2 separate regions of the Homo sapiens genome follow, and region 2 is linked to region 1. A link is a contact called in ENCODE Hi-C or POLR2A ChIA-PET data. All regions are on one chromosome and are shown on one strand. The core of a region is the stretch at or near the end of the contact, and the rest is flanking DNA. Distances in the headings are between cores, read along the strand shown. Region 1 has its middle 18 kb from the start of SLC4A3. Region 2 has its middle 21 kb from the start of LINC02832.

Evidence for each region. A loop is a pair of places that touch in the nucleus more often than their neighbours do. ChIA-PET counts read pairs that join two places held with the same protein, here RNA polymerase II (POLR2A). Pooled maps may share reads with other maps.
Region 2: a loop to region 1 is called in a pooled map, with 3 times the contacts of the local background. The contact joins two enhancer-like sites. A Hi-C loop is called at or near these places in 3 of 168 maps with a recorded cell type or tissue (Right ventricle myocardium superior, ovary and posterior vena cava) and 2 of 50 pooled maps. POLR2A ChIA-PET finds 5 or more read pairs at or near these places in 2 of 52 experiments (WTC11 and activated CD4-positive, alpha-beta T cell).

The regions. Positions count from the first base shown.
Region 1 is chr2:219,643,952-219,648,221 of GRCh38, reverse strand. No RefSeq gene overlaps it. Among named protein-coding and RNA genes, the nearest start is that of SLC4A3, 18 kb to the right of the region's middle. RefSeq lists enhancers at 1,633-2,402, 2,403-3,173, 3,945-4,270. Within about 2 kb of position 2,406, at least 10 of the 41 ENCODE cell types and tissues checked have a DNase peak (open chromatin) inside an H3K27ac peak, as active enhancers do.
Region 2 is chr2:219,706,908-219,710,984 of GRCh38, reverse strand. No RefSeq gene overlaps it. Among named protein-coding and RNA genes, the nearest start is that of LINC02832, 21 kb to the left of the region's middle. RefSeq lists an enhancer at 2,994-3,762. Within about 2 kb of position 1,276, at least 2 of the 41 ENCODE cell types and tissues checked have a DNase peak (open chromatin) inside an H3K27ac peak, as active enhancers do.

The DNA of each region.
Region 1 (4,270 bases), core at 1,157-3,656:
AAATCAACCATAGGAAAGAATATATTGGTTTAGGACAATGGTTCTTAAACCTGACTCCATATTAGAATCTCTGGGGTTTTGAGGGGATGTCGGGGGAGGGGAATGTTTAATAAAATACCAGTGTGAGCCTGACATGGTGGCTCACACCTGTAATCCCTGCACTTTGGGAGGCCAAGGCTGGAGAATCAGTTGAGCTCAGTTCAAGACCAGCCTGGACAACATAGTGAGACCCTATTTCTACAAAAAATAAAAATTAATTAATGTAATTTAATGCCAGTGTGAACCTGTAGAGATGAGGCTCAGACACTGATATGTTTTGAAACACTCCAGGTGATTCCAGCGCTTAACCAGAGCTAAGATCCTCCGACTTGAAGCAATGATTTCTGACATTTTAGTCCTTTCCCTGGCATTGTCACAATTTCTTGCTGTGTATGCTGTATTAGTCCATTCTTGCACTGCTATAAAGAAATACCTGAAACTGGGGCCAGGTGCAGTGGCTCACGCCTGTAATCCTAGCACTTTGGGAGGCCAAGGTGGGTGGATCACTTGAGGTCAGGAGTTCGAAACCAGTCTGGCCAACATGGCAAAACCCCATCTCTACTAAAAATACAAAAATTAGCCCGGCATGGTGGCGCACACCTGTAATCCCAGCTACTCTGGAGGCTGAGACATGAGAATTGCTTGAACCCGGGAGGTAGAGGTTGCAGTGAGCCAAGATGGCACCACTGCACTCCAGCCTGGGTGACAGAGTGAGACTCTGTCTTGAAAAAAAAAAAAGAAAGAAAGAAAAGAAAAGAAAAAAAAGAAATTCCTGGAACTGGGTAATTTATAAAGAAAAGAGGTTTAATTGGCTCGTGGTTCTGCAGGTTGTACAGGAAACACAGTGGCTCTGCTTCTGGGGAGACCTCAGGAAACTTACAATCATAGCAGAAGGTGAAGGAGAAGCAGACATGTCTTAGATGGCCAGAGCAGGGGTAAGAGAGAGAGGGGGGAGGTGCGACACACTTTTAAATGACCAGATCTCATGAAACCTCACTCACTATCACAAAAGCACCAAGGGGGAATCTGTCCTCATCATCCAATCACCTCTCACTAGGCCCCACCTCCAACACTGGGGATTGCAGTTCAACATGAGATTTGGGCAGGAACACAGATCCAAACCATATCATATGCCTACTAACTGTACAGTTATAAAGTTAGTACTTTTCCTTTAAATCAATTCACTAGTTTTAACATATGTATTTAGACTTATCCTACACAATACTGTCTGCAAAATTATGGGGCTCAAGTACTCATTGTATTTTTTTCTAAAACACATGAAAATATATAACTGTGACAGCTAAACTATCAAAACCACACCTAAAATCATCTCACACACCACTACTGGTATCCTTCCCCACTTGGGGAAATATTGCCTAAGGACTCCTCTGATCTCAGAGAAATGTTCCCCACTTCTGGGCTCTTTTCAGTAGTTTTGAGGACTTGCTGCTTTATATTTGTTGACACAACTTAGTTATTTTAAAATGTTGTTTGCTGATTGGGTACAGTGTATACGGCTCGGGTGATGGGTGCACCAAAAGCTCAGGAATCACCTCTCAAGAAGTTATCCATGTAACCAAACACCACCTGTTCCCCAAAACCTATTGAAGTAAAAATAATTTTAAAAATTAAGTTTAAAATATTGTTTGCTGTGTGGGCCACATTCGTAGAACAAATCCACCTATCTCAAGAGCCTGATATCCTGACCAGCTGCTCCGGACCTTATAGTCTAGGCTGGATGTCCCTGGAAGAGACACCACTTCCTGAGAGTGTGTCCTTCCTAAGCTCCCCCAACCCACCTTCTCTCTCCCAAGCCTAGAAAAGCTGCATGAGCTCCCTGGTGGCCCTAGAGCGCAAGGACCGCTATGGTCTCTCTTATGATAACCAGTTGTCACAGACAAGGACGCACTGCTCACTGGATCTAAATGTGGTGGAGACTGTGACCTCTTGGTCCTTCTTTCTCTGCCAACTGCTCACCCCCTTACCCTCCATGCACCCCTGTGGCCAGGCACTGTGGGAGGCATTACGAGTACAAAGGTGACTCAGGCCAGGTCTCTGCCCATCTCACAGCCTATAGGGAGACAGACAAGAACACGCAATGGGCGTGCAGTGAGAGAGGAGGCGTGGCAGGGGATGCTCAGGGACTCACGAATGAAAGTCTGGTTTTGCACCCTCCTCCACGCTCCCCTCACCCCCACCTTCCCACCAGCTCTGAGCCCTTGCTCCCAGCCCCTTCCTCATCTCCAGCTGTGCCCCACCCCCTCTTTGTCCCTCCTCTCCCATGGTCCTAAGCCTTGTCCCTGGAATTGCTGGCATTAAAGAGCTCCCTGCTCCTCCCCTCATCTCCCAAACCCAACTGTGACTCATCCACCATCCAGAGAACAACCCAGTGGCTGTCCGCTTAGTCAGCACTTAATAAAGCATTGTTCAGTAAAAAGAAACAGTTCCAACAAAATTAAAAATAATCTCAGCAGTAGGCTCAAATATTAAATCTTCCTTCCAGAACATAAATCCTACAAACACTGGAGTCTGCTCTTTGCACAAGTGGTGAATCACAATTATATAATTTATTTATCTGGAAACTACATTCCTCACTTTGCATTTCCTTTTTTGCCACACTGGATTCAATCCACCATTCCCTACTTGCCCAAAATCTGTTTTATTGTTGTTTTCGGCAATGGCTTAATTGCCAGCTGCATGGGCAGCGCTCAGCGCCAGTGCCCTTGAGTTCTGTGTCACCTTTCCTTTGCTGCTCAGAATTCCCTTTGAGAGCTCCAAGTGTCAACAGGCATGATCATTATTTGAGTCACCTGATAAGATACAAGAAGAAATGTCACACAGGCTGCCAAATGGGACACATTATTGCCACGTTCTGTGCCCTAAAGGAGGGGCCTAGGGCAGTCCCAGCAGATGGTCTATGAGCTCTGACAGCCAGACGCTGTCACAAGGGCATCAGATATCTTGAGTGAGCCGAATCCTCAGCATGAACAAGAAAGTGACAGCCGCCCTCTTTGCCCAAAGTAAAAGAATGAGCTAGCACTCCTCAGGGCCTGAAGTGGGCCTGCACTTGTCCGGGGATAATGAAAGCTTTGGGCAGCTACCCAAGATGTGGCCATAACCCCACTCGGAAAGCAGTAAGGGGCGGGGGAAATAGCGACAGGCCGGATGTCCTTACTGAAGGGCTGGTGCACGTGCACGTTCCCAAAGCCGCTTCCAGTCCAGAGCAGATGGCAGAGAGGCCGGATGTTCGAAAATACAATGGCCTTTGTCCCCTTTTTAGTAACTGTCCTGTCCTACCCCCCAGAGCTGGGCCATCAGGGCCGGCTGGGGCTCCCCTCCACTAACTCTCCTCTGCACCTTGAAGAGGGCCTGAGTTGAGGGCCCCAGCACTCCGAGAGGAGAAGCTCAGAGGCCCGGTAAAGAGAAAGTCAGAGGAAACACCGGGGCTACAAAGGGCTTCAGGACAAACTCTGAATGTCCCCATATGACACGCTCTCTGGCCAGCCAGGCCCCAGGCCAGTCCCGGTTGCCTTTCTGTGGGTTTGCCGTGTATCTTGTCCGCCAGGTTATTTCTGGCAAAACTGAGACTGTTGCACAAGGAGTGGCCTCGGGAATCCCAGAACTGCCTCTCTAAGCCAGCAGAATCTAAAATGGTCCAGGGTCCCCAAATCCGGCATCACCCTGGCGTCTAAGGGATTGGGCTGCTATCTCTGCTCCTCGGAAGGCCAGAGATCAAGAAAAGAAGAGAGACGTTTTCCATTCCCTCTGTGGCCCCACAGCCTCTGATTTCTCCAGTAGCTACAATGGAGCTCATCCCCTGTGTCACACAGCCAAGCTGGGTCTCTCTTTCCTCTCCTATCCCTCTGGGTCTCCATCCCTGGCAGCCATTTTGGTTGCTGCAGCGTCCTGGGTCTTCTCAACCCTCCATGGTCCCCCTGAGTGTGCTGGGTGTGTTGGGTGAGCTCAGAATGTTAGCTAACCCTCGCCTCCTGCCCTTCCTAAACTACGGCCGCCCTCCCTTGCCATAGATGGGTCGTCTTTAAATGAGTAAGGCTGCCAGGGTGACAAGCGGTTATCACTGGCTGTCACTGAAGCTTTTTCGCCTACTGCTCTGAGGCCTCAAGGCCTAGCTTTGCTGGAGTCCACCCTGACCCACCAACCGGGACCAGGACTCATTCCCCTTGTCAGAAGGCCCCGCCCCTCTTTTCATTTTGCCGTGGAGGAACACCCA
Region 2 (4,077 bases), core at 27-2,526, 64 kb before region 1:
TCCCATCCCCAGCTATACTTGACTTCTCTCCTGGTAGACTGTAAACTTCTTGGGGAAGAATCTAAATTTGGTTCATCTTTGCAGCCCTACCGAGCATACCTAGACCAATACCTCGCATGAGTAGCCACTCATTCAAGCATTAAATTAAAATAGATGAGATTTATTAATTAACTGCATCAGTGAAGACCAGACTTGGCAGAAAGAATCTATGGAAAAGACAGACCCCAAAACCATCATACAAAGAAGGGATCCACTTGGATTTGCTGAGGAAAGGAAGAAACACTGTTGAGCAGGGGTTGCTAGGACCCTAGATTGATATTCTGGAAAACACTCTCCCTCTGCCTCTCTCATGAGCACATACCGGCCCTCCAAGCTTCATGCATGGGAGCCTCCAGCTTTATGCAGGCTTTGGGAACTCAAGAATTTCTGAAGTCAGGTATCTCAGGGCCCTTCGATTCTACTATTAATATATCTGGGATAGCTGGTCTTCTGGAAGACCAATGACAGTTTCAAGGGAAACCTCAGACCCAGGCTCTACAACGTGCACAATTTTTCGATTCCCACATTCTCCATCCAGTTTTGGAATTAAAAATAATAATAATAGGCCGGGCGTGGTGGCTCACGCCTGTAATCCCAGCACTTCGGGAGGCCGAGACAGGTGGATCACGAGGTCAGGAGATCGAGACCATCCTGGCTAACATGGTGAAACCCCGTCTCTACTAAAAATACAAAAAAAAATAAGCCAGGCGTGGTGGCAGGAGCCTGTAGTCCCAGCTACTCGGGAGGCTGAGGCAGGAGAATGACGTGAACCCGGGAGGCGGAGCTTGCAGTGAGCCGAGATCACACCATTGCACTCCAGCCCGGGCGACAGAGCAAGACTCTGTCTCAAGAAAATAATAATAATAGTAATAAAAGGCTATGTGTATGTGTTGAGAATATGGAGGGGAAGGTTGGAAGTAAATTTGTTGAGTAAATATCCTCCAATCTGCGTAATTCATTGTAAGAAAAGTCATTAGACTCATATCAGGCCATCTTTGTGAAAGCCTGTTACATGAAATTGTTTGGACTTGCAACCAAGGCAAGAAATCCTTCTTTGGAAAGGAAACAGTTATTTTATTATAAGATAGGCTATCAATCTCAAAATAATTACTGATGGTCAAGGAAAGATTCAAGCCAATTAGGTTTTTTGCTCAAGTTGATTCCGTCCCCGCTTCCAGTACTCTTGTGAAGCCTTTATATAATCCAGAGCAAGTCCCTCCCGACCACAGGAGGTCACAGATGAGAGGGGCAGCCTGACCCAGGCTTCATGCAGAGCAGATGTCCCCACTTCAAGCCAATTTGGAAGCAGGAACTGTGCTCTCCAACTCTAGCCTCTCATTATCTGTTTATATGAAGTTCTATGTAACTGGAACTGCTTGGAAAACTAAGCCATGTGGAAGCCATTTAAAATCATTTCACTTCTAATTATAAACCAGATAGAGTCATTTTCATGCAAGGGCAGGAACACTTCAGAGACTGTCAGGGTTCAGAACATTCCTTGGGTGACAGGTGGCTGGAATATTTAAAGAACTCTCTGTGCCCAAGATAACCTTGACTAGAGGAGTGAGCAAGGGAATTTTAAAGATACGTGAAGTTTGCATATGAAGTTGGAGCACGTGAAATACTTACTCAGACCTGATTTCAGAAAATGCATTGGACAGGTGGGACCACTGGGTTTCCTTGGGAGGCCACAAAGTGGGAAGGATAGATGGCTTTGGTGCTAGACCGAGCTGGGCTAAGTAAATGAGTGAGTTATAAGTCTCTCAGAGCCTCAGGTTATTTATCTATAAAAGATGGGAAATGCCTATTTGCAGGATTATTGTTCTAAAAACTAAATGAGGCTGGATGCAGTGGATTATGTCTATAATCCCAGCACTTGAGGAAGCTGAGATGGGAGGATTGCTTGAGGCCAGGAGTTCAAGACTAGCCTGTGCAACATAGCAAAACCCCATCTCTAAAAAAATTAAAAAAAAAAAAATTAGGCATGGTGGCACACACTTGTAGTCCTAGCTACACAGGAAGCTAAAGCAGGAAGATCACTTGAGCCCAGGAGTTTGAGGCTGCAGTGAGCTATAACGGTGTCACCACACTGCAGCATGGGCCACAGCGCAAGACCCTGTCTCAAAAATAAATAAATAAAATCTAAATGAGATAATGTATGTGAAACCATCTAGCCCTGTGTTCAGCACATGGCCGCTCCATCACTACATGATAATTATAGTCCTACTTATTATTATTATTATAAGTCATAATTATATGTTTGGAATAGTAGGTCAGGACTGGCCTACCACATATGACTGGCTGTGCTTATGCAAGAAGTATTTACAATGGCCCAGGAAAAATGAACGAGAGAAATACAATCTCCAACTTCAACATTGTTACATAACTCCCAAAGCTTTTTACCTTTTCCCATCTTCCTCCCCATTCTCAGCCCTTCCAGACAGAGTGATGCATCTGAGAAATTCAGTGTAGAATACAACATTCAGGACTAGGGATTCAAGGTGACCAGGGGATCAACTTTCTTGATCTTGCAGGAAAGCATATGTACAACTCCATGAGAGCTGACCTAGTAAGCTGAACCATCAGAGTCATGGAGGCCAGAACATGGTTGGACCAGATGAGCATGTCCACTAGTCTGGACTCTAGGGAGAAATGGTTACAAGTAAGGGATGTTACTGACCTACGGTCCCAGGTATGATCAACCCTGGTTTGGTAGTCTGCCCACTGGAAGTTTAAGGAACTGTAAATAAAACAATTATTTCAACAGCACTCAGTTGCCTCATTTGATGAAGCCTGGGGGGTAGCTCCTTGTAAATCTACTGCATTTCATCAGTTGCCCATAAATTTTAGACATGTCAGTGGTGTTTATTTTCATGGTTGGACAGCTCATCTTGGGTTACAGCTTGGTAATCCAACCTACATGTGAAAAAAGGAGTGCAGATGTAAGTCAGAAGAAATATTCAAAATATTTTGACAGCCAGGATGACACTAATACAGACCAATCAAGCATGAGCTCTGTAGCAGGAAGGACACTGTCCCTTTCCACAAAACGGATCCAACAGCACCAGTGCATGTAGGCCGAGTTCCCTGAATGGAATTAATTTTTCTTCACACTGGTAGTCAGAATGCACATTTACCAGCTACACTAGCTTTATACAAAACTTGAAAGCCAAGTTTAATCCTGTGTGATTAAAAACCCTGAGCGCCACATTCCCTCAAACTGGGCTTAAACACAGAACTCAACAGGTTTGTAATTACATGCAATGCCACTCTCTGGCATGACTATAATACCATTTTACAACACAAAGGAGAACTATTGAGTTCTATTCACAAGAGAAAGTGCTACATTGATTCCTCTCTTGGTGGGATAGAAAGCATATGTCACAGCATATATTTTTTCTGCAATTAATTTTTATGAAACCAAGCATAAAAGATAATGCACCTGATTTCTGTATTTGTTTTAATGTGCCCTGGGGAAGTTCTAACAAACCAGAAGCAGGAACAATGATGGGACCCATCCGGATTTCAGCAACTGAGTAAGCAGATACCCCTAGTGTGAGAAGTAAACTTGTTTTGTTATCCTTGACTGCCTTTCCTTCTCCATCCCCTATCCCCCATTCCCTACTAGGCAAGACCACACGAAATCCAAAATCCACCCCCAAATGGATGAGACTTGCCTATTTCAAAGGTCCCTAAGGAAAGCCCACTTGGTCTTCATCCCAGTGACTAACACACCTCATTATCAGAAAACTCTGCCTCACAACTAAGCCCTATGTAACTGAGATGTCCAGCGCTTCTGACTCATCCACATTTCCCCAGGGGGCACTTGCATGCTTCAGACACCCTTCAAAGTGTGGGCACTGGAGCCCCTCTCCCTGACTGGGTTAGTGGGTGTCACTGCCTGCAGGAGCCCCCAAGAGAACCCTGGAGCAGAGCCTCAGTGGGTAGGACGGACAAGCCAAGAACGAGGGACACGGGCACACACCAGGCCAGGCCAGGTGGGTCCTCTGCCCCACTCTTGCCTCAGGTGCTGGCAGG